4 separate regions of the Homo sapiens genome follow, and regions 1, 2 and 4 are each linked to region 3. A link is a loop called in an ENCODE intact Hi-C map of the cell type or tissue named here. Cell type or tissue: PC-9. All regions are shown on one strand. Each heading gives the region's core, and the rest is flanking DNA. Links, peaks and the distances in the headings are about the cores only. Region 1 has its middle 59 kb from the start of TP63. Region 2 overlaps TP63 (tumor protein p63). Region 3 overlaps LOC105374270 (a long non-coding RNA gene). Region 4 overlaps TP63 (tumor protein p63).

Region 1 (8,252 bases), core at 2,352-6,351, 110 kb after region 3:
GCCTTCTACTTTCCAGTTGGGTTCAGTTAGTGGTCAGCCCCAGTGAGAGGTCAGACGTTGGGAGGAAACAGAAGTGAGGCTCTTGATCTCTCTGGTCCCCAACTCCTGTGAAGTTTCAGGCTGGCTGTGCCCCTTCACAGAGGGCAACCTGCTCTTTTTCAGCAGCCCTTTCTGTGGGTGTCTCTTTTTGTAGATTTATTTCTTTCATTTCTTGCTTCACTGGGCCTTGGGATGGGGCACTGTCACTGCTAGACTCAGTTTAAATACCATCTCTTTTTCTTCCCCTACAATTCACTTACACACTTATATTTATTCTTTTTGAAAATAAACCCACCTATTCAGAGTGGGACATCCGTGTCCTGTTGGGATCTTTACTGATTTAGTGGCATAAATCAAAAAACACTGGACATTAAGGATGTGGGCAAAGGTCATCATGTTTCCACCAATAATTTGCCATGAGACATTCTCTAGTAAGGCTTTGGTCTTCTCCACTTATAATAGAATGAAGCTTTTGGGCTGTGTGATCTTGAAGGTTACCGTCCCTAGCCACCAACTAAAGGGTTTGCAATAAGATAAAGTAAGAAAAATTACTGCACAGGCATGTGGTTTGGCTATGGTTATCATTAGCAGAATCTGCATTCACATATTCTCTGTATGTCATTTCATCAACTGGGACTTGTGGAATCTGGGCAGGTGAAAAAGCAGCTTTCTGATGTTTGAAATATCTTGACACTTATCAATGTATGTGATTCCTGGTGGGTGGTGATTTTGATCATTGTTTGCTTATTTGAAAATGTTATGCTCATTAAATTTATAAATGTATGATTCTTGGCCTACGTTGTCCAAATTTGAATGGTTTCAAAAAGGAAACAGCTTTCTGTTCTTTTAGACAACATTCATCATCGTCCATCAATCAATCAACCAGCTGTCTTGGAATACTTACTGTCAATCACATTGATGCCAGCTTCTCAGTTACCATTGTTTTGACTCTGGGGAGGCAAAGAAAAGCGCCACGAGAAAAGGAAATGACAAGGAGTGCTTGTCCATGGCAGCCATTCATTTGGAGCCAGCAATGATGTTGTTGGCTTCCTCTAAAGCAGGGCTGCTGTTTTGTCATGTTATAATTCCTAAGTAAATCCCCCTTGAAGAGATCTAAATTAGAAAACTTGTAGTTTACCGTTTCCGGCTATACAGAATCTATTGAGCTGACAGGGTGACCTGTCAAAATTCATTCAAGACTAAAAAAACACTTTCATTTCAGTCAAACCTAGTGTTCTATTGCTCAGTTTTCCTTTTCTATCTAAGTATTTCTATTGCTTTCTAAATAAAAAATTAAATAAGCCATACGGGTTATAAATATTCATATTATTTGCATAGTACACAACAGTTTAGACAGTTTACTCTCTGGCATCTTATTTTGTCCTCACTATTATCTAGTGAACTTTGGCTTGGTGACATTTGGTAAACAGTGGCGCCAACACACAAAGTCAAATTTCCCAATACAAGACCAAAGCTGTATTCCACTATGCTGTGCAAGTGTTTCTGTCCTCCGAGGAGTGTAACATGCCCACAGTACAGGCTTTTACTATTTTTCCTAGCATCGCAGGACAGAAGGAGCACACAAAGCTGCCCAGGTGAGACAGAGTCAGAAATAAAGAAAGTCACCTGAAATAGTGTGAGAATCACTCCTCAGCTCCATATCAAGTAAAGCTCTTCATGCCAAGATGGTGACTTTAAATGTAATTCACTTTCATTCAATTCAACCATCTTTATACATCCTTCACATGGGGCTCTCCCACATCTTTTCCACAACCAGTGCCTGTATATCCTAACCACACAGTGCCAGCTACATTCGGTTTCTTCTTTCTACTGAAACATCACCCACTGTCTAGGTCCTTATCAACCCTCTCCTTGACTTTGCATCAAAGGAGGTCCCACATGGCACCCATATCAATCTGCACATTGTTGTTAGATCAGCCTTCCTGTGGCCGGAATAGATGCTCACCAAAGGTTTGCTTGAGTGACCTGTGCTGGAGAAGCTGATTACAGAATATAATAAAAACAGCAAAGAAATATTACAGAAATACCATAAGTTGAGCCAGAAATAAATATTTTTGCAGAAGATCTAAGAAAGCATTCCAAAGTAATTTCACATGTAACAGATTATGTTAATGCTATGCTCCCACTTCATACTCAATATTTAAGTTAAGATGTTTTGTTTTGGGGGAACAGGGTTATTAATTTGAAGCCTTATAGCATGAAAACTAACTGTTGATGAGATAGCCTCGCCATCATCAGTTCTTGCAAACTGTGCTTAAGGTGCCTCTCATCCCTTTGCACATTACTGCTTTCAGGAATGGGAGGAATATTTATAAAGTCAATCTTTTGGGATCATCCCCCAAAGGATGGGGTGAAAAGCTCTTCCCCAAAGGATAATGAGAAACAGCAAGGCTCGAGGCTTTTCTCTGTTTCTGGTAGTTACTTTCTAGCCTTTGTTTATTTCACCAGTTCTGTCTCCAGTTTAACTGTTGTTCTTCATTAGCTAACATTCAAGGCCCTCACCTTGAAAATGCAAACATCCCCTATTCCTGAGTAGGAAGATGAGCCTGTGTTATTCAATCTGGTCATTTCCTAAGAGAGCCCCAGGTCTGGTACAATTCAATGGAAAATTGGAACTAGAGTGAGGGGAATTTGAAACTAGGCTTTATTACTGCCTGTGTGGCACTAGGCAATATACTCCTGGAAAATAATTCTCCACTCTGAAATAAGGACAATAATGTTTTCTTTGCCTACCTTTCTATAGGTTTTTGTAAGGATAAAATGAGGTAATGTACAATAAGGTGACATAAATTGAAAAGTGATGTATAAATGTTAGTTGTGACTATTGTTATGAATAAAGAAGAAGTAGTTATTTACTTCAAAATCATGTAGAGTCCTATGTCAGTGAGATGTAGAAAGTGAAACCAACAAATGCCTTAGTCTCTAAGTAATCTTCAAACTGGAGTCTTGATCACCCCTTGAGGTACACAGAGCAGCATAAGGGACACAAAGGAATGATACAAAATTTTAAGCAAAATAATTTCTAGATCTTCAGTATATACATATCTTCTTTTTCCATAAGAAAAATCCAGGAGTTGAGGACTTCACACAGTTCTTACAATCTGACTCTCTCACTGTGACATCACTTTCACTAACAACTACAGGGAATCTGTCTCTTATCTTCCTTGGTCTCAAGACCTGAGGTATAAAATTTCTGAGGGATCCCAACAAAGTAGTCGTTAAGAATATTGATATCAGAAAGTCTACTTTAATCAGTTGCTTTAATTATTTTTAATAATAATCATTATAATAGCCTAATCCAGAAGTAATATTTTAGCACTTGTGTCTTATGGTCACAGGTCATTAAAAATAGGCTTAAATTTATATGTGTGCTTTATTACAGACAAGTAGAGATAAGTAATCATATTAAAATTTTTATAGATAAAAGTATACTACAAGAGAATAAAATAATACAAGGGCAATGGGATGAATGTATGATTGAAAGGAGAAAATAGAATGACATATTTCCAAATGGTATTAAGAATGAGCTTTCTCATGTATTTTTTAAAAGATGAGTTTATGGATTAAATCACTGTGGTATTTATATTCTATTAGAATCATTTAGAAGTTTTATTTAAAAACTAATAGTCTTTATTTAAAATGTCAATATTTATAGTACTTTGAAAATTATTAACTTTGCGGCTATTTCAATTTATGATGAAAAATTTAAAATATCAACTTAAAAATGTAAAGAAAGGTACATACATTTTCAAAATTATATTGAGACATGCTAACAAATTCTTTGAAGGTCAATGCTTTAGAGCAGTGGTTTTCAAAAGTTTGGTCCCCAGAGTAGCAACATCAACCTGAAATGTGTTTGAAATACAAATTTTGGGTTCCTGTCCCAGACTCTGAATCAGAAACTCTGGAGGTGGGACCTAGCAACCTGCATTTCAGCAAGCCTGAAAAGTGATTCTGGAGCATGCTAAATTTTGAGAAATATTTTTAAAGTCTTACAGAACTCATTCTTAGGATATTTGTCATTTCTCTCCCTTTGTCTTTCTCAATTCCTGTTTCCCATAGAAAATGACAAAGTTAATAAGCAATGCAGAGTTTAGAAATCTGTATGATTTACAAAGTACTTGACTGGTAAGAACTGGTCATAGTTGTAGGCTGAGGTGATAAAGGGTCTAGACTCTAGACTAAAGAGCAAATGATTCATCACTCTTTTGATTCTTGTCGTACGGTTGAAGCTGGTTTGAAAGACCTAGTGTTTACACCTTTGGTTACCTGGATAAGTTGACTGTCTGGAATTATTTCCTACTTGTCCCTGTGAATCATGACAATGCATTATCTGATTCCTCTAGCATCTGATCAGAGCCTAAAAAGACTCCTAGACACACACTAATGTAAATAGCTGTTAGGGTAAATGAGAGGTTACAATGAAGGGTGAGAAAGCTGGCTGGGGCCTGCCTGTTAAAGGGTACAGGGACATATGAGGACAGTTTACTAAGCTTCTGATGAGGGAATAATTTAATAACTTTGTGGACAAGATTACTAGTTATCTGATGGATTGGAGTTCTCACTGCTGTATCATAACTCCTCCACAGTCTAATTATTCAGCAAAATGACCAAACCTTAATTGGAAGAAGGAGGAGATATTTATATAATTAAGAGTATTGAAGGGATCAGACAACAGCAGATTCCATCAGAAGGTATACTTACAGTGTCTAGTATTCATCATAAGAAGTGGATTAACAATAACTTTTGTACTATCTTCCCTACAATGTTCTAAACACTGTACTTTTTATAGTAACTCTGTGAGATGAACACTATTATTCTAGTAGTCAGTTCTTATTACTCTTCTGCTTAAAAACCTACATATAGCTCCCATTCTTACTCAGAGTGAAAGAATAAATCTTTACAGTGGCTTATAAGGCCTGATGCAGTCCCATTTCCTCTTTGCTCTCCTGTTGTTCTTGACTTCTGGTCTTTCTGCACATTCTTTTGCTTCACTGGGCTCTGGTCACACTGGCATTCTTGTTGTTCTGTCAACACCCCAGGCCAACTTCAGCCACAAGGCCCTTACATTTACTGTTCTTTTTGCCTGGAGCACTCTTTCCCAGCATATCCACATGGCTTCTTCCATCACCTGCTTCACTCTTGATTCAAATGTCATGTTTTCACTTACACCCATAGGGATCATATTATTTAAAAATTTTCCTCCTTCCACATCACAGCAATTTCCATCTTCCTCCCCTACTTTATTTTCCATAGTACTTGCTTGCTACCCTCTAACATGGTATAATTTTTTTTTTTTTTTTTAATGGAGTCTCACTCTGTCACCCAGGCTGGAGTGCAATGGTGAGATCTCAGTTCACTGCAACCTCGGCTTTTCAGGTTCAGATGATTCTCCTGTCTCAGCCTCCTGAGTAGCTGGGACTACAGGTTCCCGCCACCAGGCCCAGTTAATTTTTGTATTTTTAGTAGAGACGGGGTTTCACCACATTCGCCAGGCTGGTCTCGAACTCCTGACTTCGTGATCTGCCCACCTCAGCCTCCCAAAGTGCTGGGATTACAGGCGTGAGTCACGGCACCTGGCCAGTATAAAATTTACTTATACATTTTGTTTACTGGAATAGTTGTTTGTCTATTGGCTTGCTGCTCCTTCTCTGCCTTCCGTGTTCCTCTAAATGACAGAAGGCTAGAAGCTTCTAAGCTACATTTCCCAGATATCCTTACTACTTATCTTCTGGATAGATTCTGTCATTGAGAGGATCTGTGAGGAGACTGACAGGAGGAAAAAGAGAAGTCATTTTATTTTGTTTCTATCCCTATCTTGGATCACACCAATAGCTCTGGCAATCACTGAGGGCTCCAGGGTACCATCCTAGTCTGTGGGATTCCAACAGAAGCAGCAGCAGGGGCTCCTGAAGTCTTGATGGCCTAACACTCTTGGAATTTAGCTTGGGGTAACAGTGGTAATAGACTTTGGACTTGGGGCACCTACAGTGCCAGTAGGAGTAGAGGCTTCTAGCTTCCTGTAAAGCAGCAGTGGTAAAGATTTCAATAGGAGCAGAAGCAGCAGCGTGTGCTCCTGCAGTCTCATAGACATGGCTAAGATGGATGGTACCTTTATTCTGGTGACAAACATTTCCTTTTTTGCCCTTCTAGTTATTGGGATGGCAATTCCTACTTCTCGATAATTTCCTGTTTCTCTTTTCACCTTTCAGCTATTTCAACATTTTAAATAACTGAATCCTTACAATAAATGTTCTCTGTTGGAAATGTCTAAGTGGCTCCTATTTTTCCTAAATGGGTCTTTGTTGATATGGTACATTAGAGTCTGCTGCCTGGTGGTGAATCTGGAAACCCTTGTTGCCATTACTATTGTCACTGTCTGAGGCACCTCCAAAAACAGAGCAAAAAACCTTTTCCTGTCTTCTGCTTTTCAGTCTTCCACAAATGCCCTTTTTTTGTAGAACTTACAGAGATGCCAGCTGACCAGTGAGTTAGAGAAATGTAGGCTTCTAGTCCCCTATGTTACTGAGATGAGGGGTAGGGATGGAGCGGCGACAATAAATAGCACATTTATGACTTCCTTGACACAAAAGTAAATTCTACAAATGAAGTGATTTTGATAGTTTTGTTCACTGTTGTGTTCTTACCATGAAAACTGAGCCTAGTCGTTAGCATTCACTCAGTCAATACTAGATCTCACCATTTGTATATGAGGAAATTAATTTACTAAAAGATTAAAGAAGTTCCTGAGTAACAAGCCAAAAACGGCAGAATTAAACTCAGGTCTCATTGATATCAAACTGTATACATTTTCATTTGTGCAGGAGAACTAACATACCAAAATTCTACTGTTGGTAAGGCCTGGAGGCAGAAGAGTGAGCAGGAAAAGGGTCCGTGGATAAGAGTCAAGAAACCTAAGTTCTAGATTGAGCTCTGGCTTTCTTGACCATGTGACCTTACTTCACCTTTTTGGGTCTTGATAATTGAATCAACAAACATTTACTTAATGCCTTCTTTCTATCATACCATATAGCTATGATAACATTTAGCAAAAGTTATCTTTTCCAATGATTCGTCAAGCCGTGATGATGCAAGAATGTCTCAAATATTTCCATGACTCTCCATCTCCTCTGCCACGACACTAGTCTCACCTAAGTTCTCACTTTGTTTGTATTTTGCCTGTTTCCAACAGACTCCACAAATTAGCCAGAGTAGGAGATCATATTTAGTGAAAATGAGAGTACTCTCATGCATTCCCGTCCTTAATATGATCTTCAGATCTTGCCTGATCTGTTCCCAGTCTAACTCACTAAACCCATTTTATGCTACTTTTCTCCTCACCCTGGCACAGTGTACTTGGTTACTAGAAAGCAATTAATTCTTTTTTTGTCTCACGACTTTCCCATATGTTATTATGCCGTCTTCCTAGGGTACTCTTACTCCTCTCCTTTGTCTAGGATACCTCTATTAATCATTTAGACTGTAGCTTAAATGAAAGGTGCTCCCTGCCTGCCAATCTGAATCATGGCGCACCCTTTTATACAACCCTTCTGTTTTCCTTTGTAGCACTTTTCAAAGTTTATAACTATTTTAAAATAATTTTTAAATACTTTTATTCATGTCAGAATGAAAGCTCCACAAGAAAAGGAAAAGCATGCTTTATTCAGCACTAAATCTTCACTATACACCCCACATGCTATTTCTACAACCCAGATGCTAGATAAGCGTCTGTTGAGTGAATGAATGACTAAGAAACCATTGAAAGATTTTAAAGAGAGACGTGACTGGATCTTATGTATAATTTTTTAGGTCACTCTGCATTTTAATTTCCCCAGTGTGAAATGAGGATTAGAAGATATATATGGTACCTACCATTCTCACATTTCATAATTTTGTTTTCTTACACCTGTGGCAGAATTCTTAAAATTCCTCTGATGTTTGGCTTATTCCTCTCTTGTGACACACGTAAAAGACTGGTCTTAGAGCTCGCTTGCTACATAAGAGAGAAAGACAGGTGAATTTGCTTAGTAGCTCATGGCAAACATGATAAAGTCTGTATCACCAAACAAGAATATGTGTGTAAAGTCAAAGATACATGAACACGATCTTGCTAATTTCCAAACTGGACTTTTTGTTTTCTCTTTTGAGATTCCTTTGAGTCAGAATAATTAACAAGCTTGGAGAGACATCTC
Region 2 (4,000 bases), core at 1-4,000, 310 kb after region 3:
GGAGTATATTGTCTGCAGTGATGTAAGCTTAATTCTAGTCTCTTTTGTCTACTAAAGTTATCCATTGTGTTTAGGAAAGACATACAATTCACTTGTAGATTAAAAAAAATAGTTCTAACTTCATTGTGTTTACTTATCATCCTCCCAAGAAGCTGGGAGCTCCTAATGGATATTATTCAAGTCATTTCTCACCACACACTCTTGAAGAGGTAGAAAGAGCCCAGGTATTTTAAAATCTCATTTTTGTACTTCGGCGGCACAGCGTAATGAATCAGAAAATAAACTAGAAATAAGACCCATGCTTTGTCCTGGAATGGAGCGCACTTTGTTCTAGTAAATGTTCCTACCTGCTTTTCTTAAAATTAGAACTAGATGGCTTATAAAATGTGGCTTTTAAAAAAGAACTCTTTTAGATGTCTGGGTGGGGTATCAGATGATTTTTCTGTAATCAAAGCTTTATTGGAGCGTTGTGGATTTAGTGATGTTGGCTGCCCTGGATGAAAGGAATCAGCAGAAACCATCTTTGCTATTGAATTAAATAGATGCAGCCAGTTTCCCATTTAACCAAGATATTTTATTCACTTTTTAGCAATAAGCCTGTTTAGGAAAAGAGACAACTCAGCTGCTTGATGAGATTTTATGGTTTGATAGAAAACTAAGGAGAATATAGAGCAGAAAAAAAAAATCAGTTTTGTGACTAATTGATATGAGAAACAAATGTATCCCCGTATATTGTTTTTTTCCCCCCTGAGATCCAAGAATTAATCTCATCAAGTAACATTAAGTTCTTTGGAAATCCTTTGACATAAAAAGGAAAATTGGGGTTTTCAATTTGGGGCTTTGTAAATATCCTGTCCTCTGCTTTTTTTTTTTTTTTTTTTTTGAGACAGAGTCTCACTCTGTTGCCCAGGCAGAGTGCAGTGGGGGGATCTTGGCTCACTGCAAGCTCCGCCTCCCGGGTTCACGCCATTCTGCCTCAGCCTCCCGAGTAGCTGGGACTACAGGTGCCCACCAAACATTCCCAGCTAATTTTTTGTATTTTTAGTAGAGACAGGGTTTCACCGTTTTAGCCAGGATGGTCTCGATCTCCTGACCTCATGATCCGCCCACCTCGGCCTCCCAAAGTGCTGGGATTTAAGGCGTGAGCCACCGCGCCCGGCCTGTCCTCTGCATTTTTAAAGGAACAGCAGTTTGGTGAAAAAGCACTGGCCTAGGAGCCAGGAGCCTTGGCTTCTGTTCTTCATGCTGCTGCCACTAATTGTTTTCTGTTCATGAACAGATAACTCCCCCTCTGGGCTTAGTTTCCTTATGGGTGAAAGCACGGAGTTGGGCTAGGTGAATACTCAGTGTTCTTATAGTCTGTAATGGATAAATCTCCATGCTCTTGCTTCTGAATTCTATGTTGCTAGGATTCCTCTTGTGTCTCCATGTGGCTATGGTGGGCACCCAGCACATCTAAATAGGTTTTTAAGAAACATTGGTGCACAGGTGCAATGGTGAATGCCTGTAGTCCCAGCTACTTGGGAGGCTGAGTGGGGAGGATCACTTGAACCCAGGAATTTGAGACTGCAGTGTGCTATGGAGCCACTGCCCTCTAGCCTGGCCAACATAGCAAGACCTCATCTAAAAAAATAATAACTAGTGAAAGCATATATAAACAAATGTAAACTGTATGAAATAGTGTAAAACAACATTTCTTTCTAAATAATAGCTGTAGCGTGGAATCTAAAGAGTTTGATGGTGTCTCTTCTTTCTTTCTGTCCTTGGATCGGGGGTGAGCATTGCAAAAACCCAAACACAAAAGCTACATTTACATATCTGAAAAAATAAATACTTCCTAATCAGGTTTTTTTTTTCTGTGGAGGTGGGGTGGGTGGTAAGGTATTACACTAATAAAGACCAGTCATAAATGTGAATACTGTCTGGAGTTGGTGAAAGGAGAAGTTCCTAACTCTTTCTGTTACTCTCCTGTTCCTTTCTCTAACATGCTGCCTCTGTCTTCCTCGCAAGCCCTGCAGGCAGTGTTCTTTCCAAACAACTACTTGCCTAACCAGTTCATTGGAATGTCTTTTCTCCAGACTGTCTCCTCATTGAGATTTCTTCTGAAAATTAACCTCGCTAAAAACATAAATCATGTTTAAAAAAAATACAGTGGTAAATATTGCACATAAAATCTTTTCTCTGGTTTAAAAAAATGCACAAACCTACCTACCACTTTGAAACAGCAACAGTAACAAAAACAGAAACAATTAGGGCAACAGTTGCTTTTCTCCTTTTAAAGAAAATACTTTTCTTGGTTGCAATTGTTCTTTGGAGTGACAGGGATTAAACTCTTTGGATGAAATCTTTCCTCCTTATTGCACACCTCCTATCCCTCACCCTGCAGCCTGGGAGTGATTTTAGGAAATATTAAGTATATATTTTCTTGGCTGGCACTTTAAATAAGGTATAAATTGTGGAACAAAGTATAAAAATCACGTATTTCCACAAATCTTGCCATATAACAAATCTTTCCCCATAACTTTTTGTTTGTTTGCTTTCATACAAACAAAAGGTTCTTCGTCTATGGTGAAAAATGTAATGGTTGTAGAGTATATACTTCAAAATTTATCTTTATTATTTATTAGCATCTTAGGCAATCACAGATGTCAGTGGATTCTTTTCCTTTTTTATTTTATTTGAACCAGTTTCTCATCCAGCAGTTCTACATGAAAGAAAAAAAAACATGAACAGTAATAACTCACATAACATGTTCTTGTTGTTGTGTATAGGTACTATTAAATAAATAGGGATAGTTTGTGGTTTGAATTCATTGAAGGGGAAAAACCAGTAAACATGTACCAATCTTTCAATTTATGCAGCGGAATCAGGATGCTTTTCATAGTGTTATAAAAATTCAATTTCGCTTTCTCTGGCTAAAATCTGAATGGCCAAGAATGGAATAGTCATTTTCTTTGCTAGTTTCGTATTTGAAGATATCCCCAGAATTTGAATCAATCTGAAGTTTGATTTTCATTTCTAACTCCTCTGGAACAATATGATGAAACAGCCATACTCATCAGGAAGTTCAGCTAAACAGGAGCTCATGGTTGGAAAACCGTGAGTCTCAAGTTTTACCATATAGAGTGTAGGATACTAAATTGTCTGATAGACAATAGAAATAAGTCATCATCTTATGGCTTAATTACAGGAGAAAAGAATGTTCAGACTCAAATATCTCAATAAACAGACTGTTGTACAGAGACAAAAGAGCTACCTTAGAAGTTTTGGACCCTGGATTGTAGTCATGAATTCTCTACCATTTAGTGATGTGATCTGACACATGTCACTAACCCTCTCTAGTGTCAGTTTCGTCACTTACAATAATCTAAATATTTGATATTTAATCCAGGATTTTAGAATAATAATACATATGTGAAATCACATACAATATGTCAGCACATCACGTAAAACAAATGAAGTAGCATTTTATTGTTAGAGATTTATTTTAAGAACTAGGTACTTCAGGCTCTGTGTTCAAACCCCCCGCGTGTATGAATAACTAACCATCTCTAGGTTTTAGGGGTTTTGTTGCTGCTGTTGCTGTTGCTGTTTTTTTGCAAAACGGGATTAATATGACTATGGTGAAAACTAATTGAGATAGTAAATATAAAGAGCTTACCACAATAGCATTGGTTCAATAAACGTGGGCTTTTCTTTACTATTTACTTTTTTAGGTCAGTCATTGAACACAAGGGGCTGTTTTAAATAAACACAATTTAAGGGGTGATTTTGTATAGAAGTTACAATATTTTACCAGCATCAACATCCAATTCCTCTTGTATTTTGGTAGCGATGTTATTCTCATGATTATGTAATTCTTTTAAAATATCTCGAATCACAAACGTAGGTAGTTGCATGTTACTTTTTAAAACTGTTTTTGCCACCTCCAGATAATCATTACTCAAACTGCTCTAAAATCCTGAAAGACAAATAGTAAGAAAATATTTTAAAGTCAACA
Region 3 (8,252 bases), core at 2,255-6,254:
TTCAGTTCTTTACTTTTTCTCTCTCATTCTTCATAAGCTTCTTAAACATCCTATAGTTCAATCTTTGATCTATTGGCAAAGTTTGAGAGTCCAAATTCAGTGTCATATCTCATGAAGTGGAAAGATAACTTTCTTCTGTTGAATACTCATTTTCTTCTGTTTGGATATGTACAACAGAAGATTTTTTACAAGATCTATATACCGTGTTGTATATAGTAACCTAGAAATGAACCCAAAATGTCCAAAAGCATAGAACTGAATAAATTTTGTTACAGCAATATAATGCGTATTATGTGACCAAATAATTATATTATGTTTGCTAATATGAAAAAAGTTTTCATATATATTTTAACACTTATAAATTGCTTATATCAAATGATCCATTAAATATAGGTATGTTTATATATGTATATATAATATATAATTATATATATTATATATGTTTTATATATATATATTCCTACCATAAGCATTTTCCTACAATAAGCATTTTTTTTGTGTCTAGGGAAATTCCTACAATAAGCATTTTTTTTTTTTTTTGTCTAGGGAAAGAAAAGAGACCACAAACTTTTTTTTAATGGGTAATGATACACTGCATACTTATTTCTGAAGATCTGCTGTTGAGAACTCAGTATTAAAGAAAAGTACATGTTTATTGAAATTAAATCCATAAGCCTTCTCTGTTAACATTTGATTAAAGAAAATCTTTCCTAGGGGCAGGAGAAAGAGGAGAGGTGAAAAGAGGGAAGGAGGAGACCGAAGACCGCTCAGATGTCCTGTTAAATGGAATCTGCCTGAGCATGCTGTGCTTAAGTTGCCAAACATTTTTTCTCAAAGAAATACTGAGGAACTGCTGCTAAGGCAGATGAAATCAACCTGACCAGTTCTTTTTGTCTCTCTTCTCTCTCCTCCACCTCCAGTGCATTGTGCAAGAGAAAGCTTAAACCATCTTCCTGTCAGGTGGAACGAGAGGATAAGCGCCAGGTGGCCATGCCCCTGGTCCTCATGCTCAGGGTGCAGCTGCCTGGGTGGAGGGCCAGGTCTGGCACAGGGCACACATTGTCCCGGTGCTGAGGGCTGGCTGCGCACAGTGTACTCACTTTGTGTCCAAAAGCCTGGGTTTGGGGGTTGAGGAGCCAGATTATTGTGCTATGGGGTTAAACGACTGCTAGGTGTACATAGGGCAAATTAATTCTTTGGCAGGAGGACTTTTATCTGGTAAGGTCAATTTAGAAACACTTTTGTGACTATAGTAAGAGCTAGAACATAGGGAAGAGCTGTGGGACAGTAGAGGTTTTTATCAATTCAATTCACTGATTGAATATTTAATAAGGTAAATCACCTTGAAGGTGCTATGAGAAAAACAGGTGAGTCAAAGGGACTACTTTCTTCAGGATCTTAGAGTTCCTGCCTGGGTGACAGTCATACAAACAGCAAAGTCTTAAGTGATTTCACACTGGTAAAGGGAGACCCTGGAGTGAGCTTTGGAGATCCAATCTGTCACCCATTGTGCCAAAATTAATAATACTTAAACATAGACATGTTGACATTCTGAATTCTTGAGAAGTTAAGTCAGTAAAAAGATGGCTAGAAGAATAATAGTAGATACACTAGATATCAGGATAAATAGTCTCAATCTGGGTTCAGTGGCTGACTGAAATTTATAGCTTGGAATAAGTTAGTTCCTTGCTCTGAATTGTATTTTTCTTAAACCTCCACCCAGTTCTGGAATTTTCTGATTATCATAAAAACAGTCATTCTGTGAAAGTCAGTGAAGGGTAGCTATGTTATAACTGTCATCCTCCCAGCTGAAATCATAGGATAAATCATAGATAAAAGACAACGAAACTCTTAGTTTATTTCTTCTCTTCCTCGCTCCTTTTCTTTTCAATCCCCCACTGGACCCCCACTGAATCTAAACTCTACTGAGCTATTTGCTGTCTTGTGTTCCCCAGTGATGCGTAATGACTTGCAGCCTGGGAGAGCAAATACAACACTGAAACTGTGCTTCCACGTGTACACGAGAGCCTCAGAAACTGGCTTGGCAAAGCTATTTGGCTGCTGATCTTCTGTCCAGTTTCTTTCAGCTTTACTGAAAACCACCCTTGGAGTTCTGCTCGTCCCACTCAATGCAGTCTCATCCACCATGGAGCATACTGATGGGCAAAGTTCAGACCTTGCATTATTTTTACTGAGAGCCTAGCAGAGGAGCAATAACAAATAGGTATACAACTGACCAAATGTTGAGATAGGATACGATCCGTGCCCTTCCTTAGAAGGCAAAAGGCAAAAGGGTTATGGGGTTCAGAAGACAAGGAACATACTTCTGGCCTAAGAGACGTGTAATAAAAAAGAGGTCATTTAAGCTGCACCTTGGAGAATGGAATCATGTTTTAATAAGAAAGGTGTGGAGAAATAGGGCAGGACACACTACTCAAGTTAGCAGTGTTACAAAGGTATCTGCATGGGTGGGGACCATTTTTGGATAATAATGTGCAGTTTCACTTAATGGCGGGACATTCAGTTTAAATGGCTGATTGTGTCAAACTATAGAAAGCCTTGAACACCAGCATTTTAAAAATGGACTACATGGTAAATACTAGAGATCCTTTAGGTGTTTCTGATTAGAGGTGTGGCATGATTAGAAAGGAGCATGTGCACGGTGAAATAGACCAGGGAGCACACTTTAAAAAGTTACGGTATTTGTCCAAGTTAGTGATGATGAGGCCTAAGCATTATAGGGGTGGGTATTGTGAACAGAAATGCTGCTGGACTTGGCCATTGATTAACAAGGGGAGTCCAAGAAAAGAAATCAGAGATGAGCTGGAATTTTTGAGCCAAGTTAACAAGGCAAATGTTGGCAGAGTTGGGAAAGCCAGGGAGGTATGGAGGAAGTATTTTATGATGGAAAGTGATTTCATTGGTGTGGGTCAAACTGATCTTCCAGAACACAGCGGGGATGTTGATTAGCTGGTTAGAAAAGGAAGCTACAAACGGAAATCCCAGTTCTGGTTAAAAATTCCTAAGTTGGTGATCATCACCGTTAGGTGGTTACTGAAGCTGTTACGTGTGCATTAGAGGTAGGCAGTGAAGAGTGAGTAAAGAGGAAGGGCTTGTCTGCCTAAAGCCTTCCTGACTCTCTGGTTGGTAGACCTGGCCTGCAAATATAGAAGCACAAATTCGTGGGTTTCTTGGATTCATTAGCACTAGTGAGTAGTCCGTTACAAAGCTCCAACAGTTGGTTTGGATCTGAGTGTGACCACAGGAATCTGATCTAGGCCATAGTAAGTCCCAGAGGTCAACTCCACCGCAGAGAGGGCCTGGAGTGGGGGCCCCCTCAACTTCACTTTGCCCCCTCTTAAATGTAATCAGGTTCTAATTATAAAATTGTAGTGCTGAAAGCATAGTTTCATACATATTTACTAGAGAGTGATGCAACTACCGATGCTTTGTAAGTTATAAATTATTATACCATTATTATTATTGTTGTAGATAGTATAAAGAATAACCATAATGTAGATGACAGGTCACTGAAAACGAAGTCTTGACAATAAATCTATTCAACCCTCCTGCTAGACGGTTGGGGACCTTGGGACTCAGGGAGGGAAACAGCTCGCCCAGATGTTATACGGAGCCCGGAGCAAAGCCCAGACTGCTGGGCTTCCAGTCAAGTGTTCTTTCCTTTTTCATTTAAGTGAATTCCTCGCTTCACCCTACTTTTTTGCAATCAATTTAACATGATATAATATTAGTCAAGATATGTCTCATTTCTTCGGTTTTACTTTTAGCTCTAAGTTTGAGGGCATTTTGGGAAAGTTACCAGCAAGTTGGAAAATGGGAAACTACTTAAAAATAGCAGAAGGTTAAAAATAATACAACTGAAGTTGATTGAGTATTTAATTTTGTAAAGTTTCTGAGACAGAGCTGGATCAGAAGGACTGTGTTCTCTAGCACCTCACAGTTCTTGTTGGGCTTCAGACAAGCAAACAGCTTGGGCAAAGCTGAATTTGATAAGAATTATCCTGGAAAAATAAACAAATATAGCATTTTTGGTTCTGTTCACTTCCTGAATGGATAAAAAACTGTGGACATTCCATGACATGCAAGGAAAGAAAAGAGGGAATCTTTGGCAGGCCGTTTTTCTATAGTACTAGTCATTCTAGGTCAATGTATTTTAAAAATTGTATAATGTATGTTAAGAAGGGAAACAAATCTCTCTGTCTCATCTGTCTTTACACATTCTCAGACTCCAGCAGCCTTCACAGTAGATTCGAGGATAGGTGGATGGAAGCATCCTATGACCCAGCACACCCAGGACAAGAAACTACAGGGTTTTTGGACCACTGCCAAGCTGTGAGATGAACCTGATAGGGTTCCTAAATAACAGCATGCCCTCAGCCTCAGGCCTGACTTCATGCTATTCCAGTCGTGTGACCTGTCTCCTCCAGTGATCTAAGATAACACTTATCGCGGTCTGCCTTGGAATCAAGTTACTTGTGTGTGTGCCTGCTTTTTCCACTAAATGAATGAGCGATGACCATGACTTACTCAACTCTATCCCCCAGAGCACTTGGCACAAGCCCTGGCACTCAGTACGTTCCCAGTAAGTGTGCAGGGTCGGCTGGGATTTTGGCAGGGCTCCTCATTTCTCGTTGGTAAAATCTATGGTTCTTCTTGCCCAATTTGAGAAGGATAAAATGCACATTTTGTTAAAAATCCTGGATCTGATTGCAGAGTCCAGGACTCTAAGAGAAATACGGATCTGTAATTTACTGTCTGTGAAGCTCTGTGCCATTCCTTTTCTCTTGCACACCTGTTTTTCTGTAGGTCATAAATATGTACTGTTAATGCAGTTCTTGCATTTTATGATTCTTTCATTTTGTAAGGTAAATTCACATGTAAAATTCCTTTTGGTTCAATTTCTCTTTATCTCTGCTCATCCTTGACACAATAATATGTAAAATAGTAAGTGGTTGTTCTATATTTAAAAAGATATATTCAAAAGAAAATTAAACAGTGGAATAGAAGAGAAAGAACACAGCACTGTTATTCAATGAGAATAATCATTCATTTATTTGCTGTTACCTTTTAGGTCTGAATGAAAATTTCCTTATATTTGTTTCCTATTACAACCCTGAAGTGAACTTTGCAAATTTCGATGGGCAGATAAGGAAGCAGCTTGAGGAGGTTAAGAAATTCACTGAAATCACAAAACCAGTCAGTAGTAGACTCGGAATTCCAATGCAGACTGACCTTCTACTACACTGCTCTGTACTTTCCAAACACTTCAAGCAAATCACTTAGCACCTCTGGGTCTCACTTTGGCTGTAAAATGGAATTAATAACATTTTATAGCATTCATGGAAAATTAAAATCATATATGTAAAACAGCAACTATTTTGGAAATCTGAAAAAGCTAAGCCAATCTCAAAAATAATTGCATTACTAAATAACTAGGGTAGTAGTCCCAACAACCAAATCCTGCTTTGAAATAAAAGTGAAATTGGAAAACTGTTGATCTCAATAATAATAAGTTGACAGTACTGACTGTGCTTGATACCTTGTGATGTTACATCCCTACATCAGATTCTTATATTGTATTTCTTATGAGTACAAGCTTACTCTCTTGCAGAATTAGAAAGGTTAGGAGAAAAAATAAAATGAAGAAAATCTAAATGTTATTCCTTGATTATCCTTTGATTGGGAAGTTAGTAAACATTTTCAAAATGATAATCCTTACAAGGATTCAGTGAAGCTGGAGCTCTCATATATAATTTGTAGCAATAGAAAATTCTTTTGTAATTTAATTTGTCAATATTATCAGATGACAGTGTTTGTACATGCACACTTCTGAACCACTAATTATTTCTTTAGTAATGTATAGTAAGGTGGGGTAATAATTTTGGAAATATATAAATATGCTTGTCTCTTTTGTGTTTCCATGTATCTGATTTTCATCCAAGTCAGCCTGAAGCATCTATCTACTCTTTCTGAGGATGCAGGGCAGGGAAGTTCAGAGGGAAAATAGAATTGTAATAACATGAAGGCAGAGTGAAAAAGATAGTACTCAGTTTTTGGCAAACAAAATAGGAATTTTATGTGCACAGGAAGATAATTAAATTTAAAGCAAGGCTCATTAAGAGAGAGAAATGTCTTCTAAAATCCCTAATCTCCTCCTTTAACTTGAAAGCCTGTCTAAAATCCCTAATCTCCTCCTTTAACTTGAAAGCCTGAATGACTTGGTCATAACATTTTGTTTAAGGCAAATAATGATCATATAGAAAGAGAGAGAGGAGAAAGCCCATTTCTGCCAGTCCCAGTGATTACGAGAGGAAGAGGAGAAACCAAGATCAGATACCATGCTTCTCTTCTCCATATTGGTGACAAACTATATTGTTGCTTGCAAAGAGATGTAAAGATCACTTTAGAGATACCCAACTAAGCATCAAAGACAATTAGGATGATGGCCTGCACTCATATTCTTGGCATCCTGGAACACAAAGCACTAAAGACTCCAGCCTTTAACCTCGTGCTGTTTCCAAGAGTGTGCAGAAACAATGAGATCAGATGGCCTGTGAAGATAGATGTGTCAGAGGTGATACAAATGCATTTATTATACTCTTGCTTACAATGGAAAAAAAGGCATACATAGCTCACTTGTCTAATGATGTTTAAACAGAGGTATCTTTTTTTTCACAGAAAATTTTGTGAAGATGCTGACATTAAGTATAAAAAATACAGTAGCATGGAAATATGAGCTTTTTATCTTTGCTCTGCTTGTCACTCATTGACTTTTAAAATATTCTGAATTTTGAGACTATTCTTTAAGTAAACCTAAAGTGTCCTTTAAGTAAGTGTCCTACAATGGCATTAAACTTTCATAAATGAGTCCTATACATTGTGCTTGTATTTAATTCAAAATTAGTTGAAAATTTTTAATCTATGTGTTCAGTGAATGAAGTGAAGAAAACTTCAGCACTGAGAATTTTAGAGACGGTATATAGAGCAAGATGGCAGAGTAGGACTCTCCAACAGTTGTCCCCTTGTAGGAACATCAATTTGAACAATAATTCATGCATGAAAATACCTTTGTAAGAGCTGAGGAAACCAGGTGAGAGTTTATAGTATTTGGTTGTAGCACAATAATTAGAAAAGACTCATTGAAGATGGTAGGAAAACAAGTTTACATCACCTGCATTACCTCCAAACCCAGGCAGCACAACATGGAGAGAGATACTGTCAATTTGAAGGAAAGAGAAGAAAGTGAGCAGAGAACTTTGCATTGGACCCAAAAACTGGGCCCACCCAGCACTAGGCAGATCTTCCTGGTCTTATTCCAGGCTGGTACCTATAGACTGGGCCTTTAGGCCTGCCCCAGTGCTAGATGGGACCACACAGCCCCATGCTTAAGGCTTGCTTGGTGAACTCAGTATTTGGTCCACACTACCACTTTGCCAATATCAGTGGACCCAGGCTTCTAGTCTGTCCCAGCTCTGTGCCTACCATAGTGGGCCCCAGGCTTCTGGCAGTGCCACCCCAGCTGCAGCTGCCCCAGATTTCTTGTGTGCCCCCGGGCCACACAGGCTGCACATCTGTCTCAGCTTCTATCCTGCTCCAGTGCCTTACCTGCCACAGCAGGCTCCAGGATTTTGACAGCACTGCACCAGCCACAATTGCCCTGTGTTTCTGGTGGGCCCCGTCACCATGCCAGCCACAGGATTTTCCAAGACAAAGCCAGTCTGTGAAGACAGTAATAATTACCTATTTATTCAAATGTGCAAACACTGATATACAACCACAAGGATCAAGAATAATCAGAAAAACATAATATCACCAAATGGACAAAATAAGGTGCCAGTAACTAATCCTAAGGAAATAAAGATATATTAAATGCCTGACAAAGAATTCAAGATAAACATTTTAAGAAACTCAGCTCACTTCAGGAAAATATAGAGAAACAACTCAATGAAATGAGAAAAACTATACATAACCAGAATTAGAATTTAATAAAAATATTGAAATAATAATTATAGTAATAGTAAGATGAAATCCTACAGCTAAAAACTACAATAAACAAAATTAAAAATATATCAATAGTAGAACTGACTGAGCAGAAGAAGGAATCTGTGAGCTTGAAGTCAAGTTATTTGAAAATATATAATCAGAGGAGAAAAAAGAATTAAAAAAAGAAAGCTTACGTAATTTATGAAACATTATCAAAAAAGAAATTTTTTAATCATAGGAGTTAAGGA
Region 4 (4,000 bases), core at 1-4,000, 300 kb after region 3:
GCTGCTTCTTCCTCATTTGTATAGATAAACAGTGTTTCTCATTGATCTCAGAGAATTGTGGTGATACCTTTATTGGTGAGTTTCATTCAGAGTTACTGGTGCATAAATATACAGCCGAATATAAATTGTCATTCTTGCTGGTTGTCTCTCTGTACCATTTTTCCTCAAAGCTCTGTGAGGAAGGTAAATATGTATTTATTTTTATAATAAAATATCAATTTATACATTTCTCACATTATGAAAGCAATACAACCAACATAACTTTAGAAGTATCAAAAAGACATAAATCCCAAACCAGTGATAATAACTATGAACATTTTTGGGGTTTTAAATTTTTTTCTAGAAAAGATTTAATAAAACATTTGTGATCATGTCATACTAAATGTTATAATATACTTCTTTCATTCTATAGCAAACATTTTATTTACTAATCTTCAAAACTTAAATTTCCTCATTATGTATTATATTTTATTGTGTACATATACCATGGTTTATTTAGCTAGTCTACTCACATGTTTTTAAGAAAAAAATATTTAAATATTTTCTTGTGCTATATGCTTAGAAGTGTAATTATTGGGTAAAATTGTATAAACATGAGTCTAACCAAACTTCTTTTCATGAATCTTGTTTTTTTAATGTTTGTTATCAGTTTACATTCCCACCAACTGTGCAAAAGTGTGGCCTGAAATCAATTTGATTATAGACTTGAAATCAATTGGATGATACAGTCTCCTCTTTGAAACATGCAAGTACTTTTAGGTGACTGAAGGCCTGTCTAGATGTCTGCCACCAAATTGCAATAGTGTCTCTCGATATACCTTTGATTGTGGTCTATGGAAGGGATAGTAGTTTTGGCTGGAGGTGAGTAAGACATCTTGAAGAATGGAGTATCCAGGAGTGGGGTGAGCAGACCTAGCTGGGATGGAAATAATATGAGTGAAGAGGTGGTAAAAGAGGGCTAGACAAAGTCTATTTCGAGACTTTCACCTAAGGTTAATCTTGAACATGGGAATGGACATAATATTTTCCCCTTTTCCTTCTTAACCCTTGCTTTTAGTATCCCAAATGCTTTTATCCCTTTGGCTTCTACTATTAAAATAATCATTTAAACATAATTTGTGTCAAATAGGCTTTGGGTATGAGTTCTGTAAATATTAATTAAACAAGTAAGAAAATATATTTCACATAGCAAAAATCCTCTAATTTTTGGAAAGTGGATTTGTAGCTACCTATGTGGCTTATAGGGTAGCTCAATATTCACTCCGTTTAGACTGAATTCCGGTGTCCCCATAAGAGCAGACTGTTTCTCTGTTCTGTTCTTTGTACAGTATAGCCAATGGGAAGGCAGCACTTTGTTAAAGAGTGCCAAGTCGGGGACTTTACCTTAAACACAAGTATGCATTTCAAACCCTGAACAAACAGCCTTCTTAATAAAATAAGGGAAAGAGTTTTCTTTCTTCTATTCTCTAGAAATTCACAAATATCACTTGACAGGTGACAGTTCTTCCCTTACAAAAGGGGCTGTTTGCCTTTTGCTTTGGTGTTTGGGTAAACTGCAGTATGCACTGGCAGAGAATTTATTGCCTAGGGGAAGGTGTTTGCAGTTGCTGTGTTTAATCTGAAAAGAAACCCTTTTCCTTCTGTCTCCTCCCTCTCTTTTTAAGGAGGGAGAGTTGGAAATGATAGCCCCAGGGAAATAGTTCCCTTAACACCTGTCTTTGGTGTAACCTCAGCAATGTTACTTAAGACACTGTGCTCAGACTGTATGCATTAGGAATGACAAAGTTGAAGAGGGCAGATAAACAGAAAGGGATTTCAGCAGAAACACAGGAGCTGATTCTGACCTTGCATCCTCTTAAAAACTGATCAGGTGGAAATCCTATCATGCTGGCTAAAAAGAATCTGATTTGTTTGAAGTAATACTCATGCTATTAGTCATCTGTCCTTTCCTTTGGCAAAATATGCATACATACATATATATATAGTTTCAATCTGTAAAACGTGAAAAATTCTACAATGTTATATTTAGGAACTTTAGACCTGCTAATTCTAGTCCAACCTTTAGTAGATGAGAAAACTATTAAGATCCAAGTTCATCAGTGGTGACTTCTCCAACATTTCTGATAAGCATTTTTAAGAAAACCAGGGCTACACCCAACTTTCTGGATTTCTGGACCCATTTTTCCAGCTATTATCAGAGGTGGTGTGAAGAGGTCAGGCTCCAGAGATAGATGGCTGCCTGTGTTTGAATCTAGCTCAGTTATTCAGTATTTGGGTGACCTTGGGTGAATTACAGAATGTTTCTAAGCCTCAGTTTTCTCATCTGCAAAACAAGGATCAGGATTGATATTGGTGACATCCTATAGGAGAGCTGTTCTGATAACTGAGATAAGGCATGTTAGCATAACACACTGCCTGTGGCCAGTCCTCAGTGGAAATGGTTGTTGCTGTTAGTCTTTAGACTGTGTTAAATTTGGAAACAGTGAATTATTAATCCTAAATAGAGCAATTACTGATGCAGGACAAGAAAAAAATCTACACAGATTTGTATTTTTGTTTTTCCAAAAAATATGATATTATTTGAAGATACACTAGTGTTATTGTAGGTAGCTAGTCAGACATGAGCAGGACAGGAGAGGGCTCCACCCCCTACCCCCAACCCTCACCAGCAATCTCAGATGACCATAAGGTGATGGTCAGGCAGTTGTTACACTATTTCACTCAAATAATATTAATAATTGTTCGTGGTTGCAGCCAGCACCAGGGAAAGGCAGTCTCCCGATAGATAGAAAAAAAACCTTAAACTAGTGATCAGCAGCTTCCCAAAAAGACCTCAGGAGTTGGGTGAATGGGCTCAAGCATGTGTACTAAGGGGCAAAATGGCAGAGTTTAACTAGTATATGACCTTCTAGGAACATTCAGACTAGTAAAGTGAGAACACCTCAAGCAGGGGTCCTCAATCTTTTTGGCACCAGGAACCAGTTTTGTAGAAGACAATTTTTCACAGAGAGTGGGTGGAGGTATGGTTTGGGAATGAAACTGTTCTACCTCAGATCATCAGGTATTAGTTAGATTCTCATAAGGAGCACACAACTTAGATCCCTCACGTGAGCAGTTCACAACAGGGTTCGTGCTCCTATGAGGATCTAATGCCCCCGCTGATCTGACAGGAGGTGGGGTTCCAGTGGTAATGCTCACTGGCCTGCCTACCTCTCACCTCCTGCTGTGTGGTCCAGTTCCTAACAGGTCACATATTGGTACCAGTCCATGGAATGGGGCCGGGGGCCCCTGGTCTCAAGTGAGCATGCATACAACTCGAGTAAACACATTGCACATGCAGCCCCTCCTTAGTGCACATGTCGACAGCCCACCCCAAGGAATAATCAGGGGAGAAGGGATGCAAGACTCCAGAAGTACACCAACATATAAAACCCTAAGTCAAAGGTCAAACCAGGCACTTGATCTTTCAAGTCACCTGCTTGGCTTCTTCCAAGTGTACTTTACTTCCTTTCATTCTTGCTCTAAAGCTTTTTAATAAACTTTCACTCCTGCTCTAGAACTTGTCTTGGTCTCTCCCTCTGCCTTATGCCCCTCAGTTGCATTCTTTATTCTGCGGAGGCAAGAGTTGAGGTCTCTGCAGACCCATACAGTTTGGTTGCCACTAACATACTTTGGTGCTGCATGCCTTGGATATGTTCCACTGCTGACACTGGCAGGCTGTGAAATATGACTTGACCATCATTTCCCATTTGAAACTAGACAAGGTTGAGTTTTCTTCAAACTAAGATCAGGATTTTGAACCAGACAGACTTCTTATGAAAGCCAACACTCTTTTGTCTGTTCAGGTTTCAGAGAACTCACAAGAAAACTTTATTTTACTTGCTAATTTTGTTTATTTGGGTGTCATTCAGTAATGATAACATAATGAAATATTCCCTTTGCCAGTCTAATGATTAAGAGCGTGGGCTTTGCAGTTGAGCACACCAATATACTTGAGTTT

The links. Peaks named below come from ENCODE experiments on the same cell type or tissue, not always from the same donor. Only the 100,000 strongest peaks of a DNase experiment are listed, where the experiment ranks them.
Region 1: it touches region 3 in a loop (8-fold over the local background); 1 of 110 quality-filtered maps calls a loop at or near these places.
Region 2: it touches region 3 in a loop (11-fold over the local background); 1 of 110 quality-filtered maps calls a loop at or near these places.
Region 4: a loop joins it to region 3, with 6 times the contacts of the local background. A loop is called at or near these places in 1 of 110 quality-filtered maps.

The regions. Positions count from the first base shown.
Region 1 is chr3:189,568,198-189,576,449 of GRCh38, forward strand. No RefSeq gene overlaps it. Among named protein-coding and RNA genes, the nearest start is that of TP63, 59 kb to the right of the region's middle. In PC-9, for the core only: no CTCF peak of the experiment used is centred there; a DNase peak (open chromatin) is centred at 4,264; H3K27ac peaks cover 3,926 bases.
Region 2 is chr3:189,764,572-189,768,571 of GRCh38, forward strand. All of the region lies in intron 3 of TP63 (tumor protein p63), which reads left to right. Among named protein-coding and RNA genes, the nearest start is that of MIR944, 63 kb to the right of the region's middle. In PC-9, for the core only: no CTCF peak of the experiment used is centred there; a DNase peak (open chromatin) is centred at 2,050; H3K4me3 peaks cover 1,891 bases; H3K27ac peaks cover 2,570 bases.
Region 3 is chr3:189,454,250-189,462,501 of GRCh38, forward strand. It overlaps LOC105374270 (a long non-coding RNA gene), which reads right to left. Exons shown (of 3, transcript XR_924819.3): 3 at 7,653-7,739. Among named protein-coding and RNA genes, the nearest start is that of TP63, 170 kb to the right of the region's middle. In PC-9, for the core only: no CTCF peak of the experiment used is centred there; a DNase peak (open chromatin) is centred at 4,432.
Region 4 is chr3:189,755,086-189,759,085 of GRCh38, forward strand. The region is part of intron 3 of TP63 (tumor protein p63); the gene reads left to right. Among named protein-coding and RNA genes, the nearest start is that of MIR944, 73 kb to the right of the region's middle. In PC-9, for the core only: no CTCF peak of the experiment used is centred there; a DNase peak (open chromatin) is centred at 1,776; H3K27ac peaks cover 3,507 bases.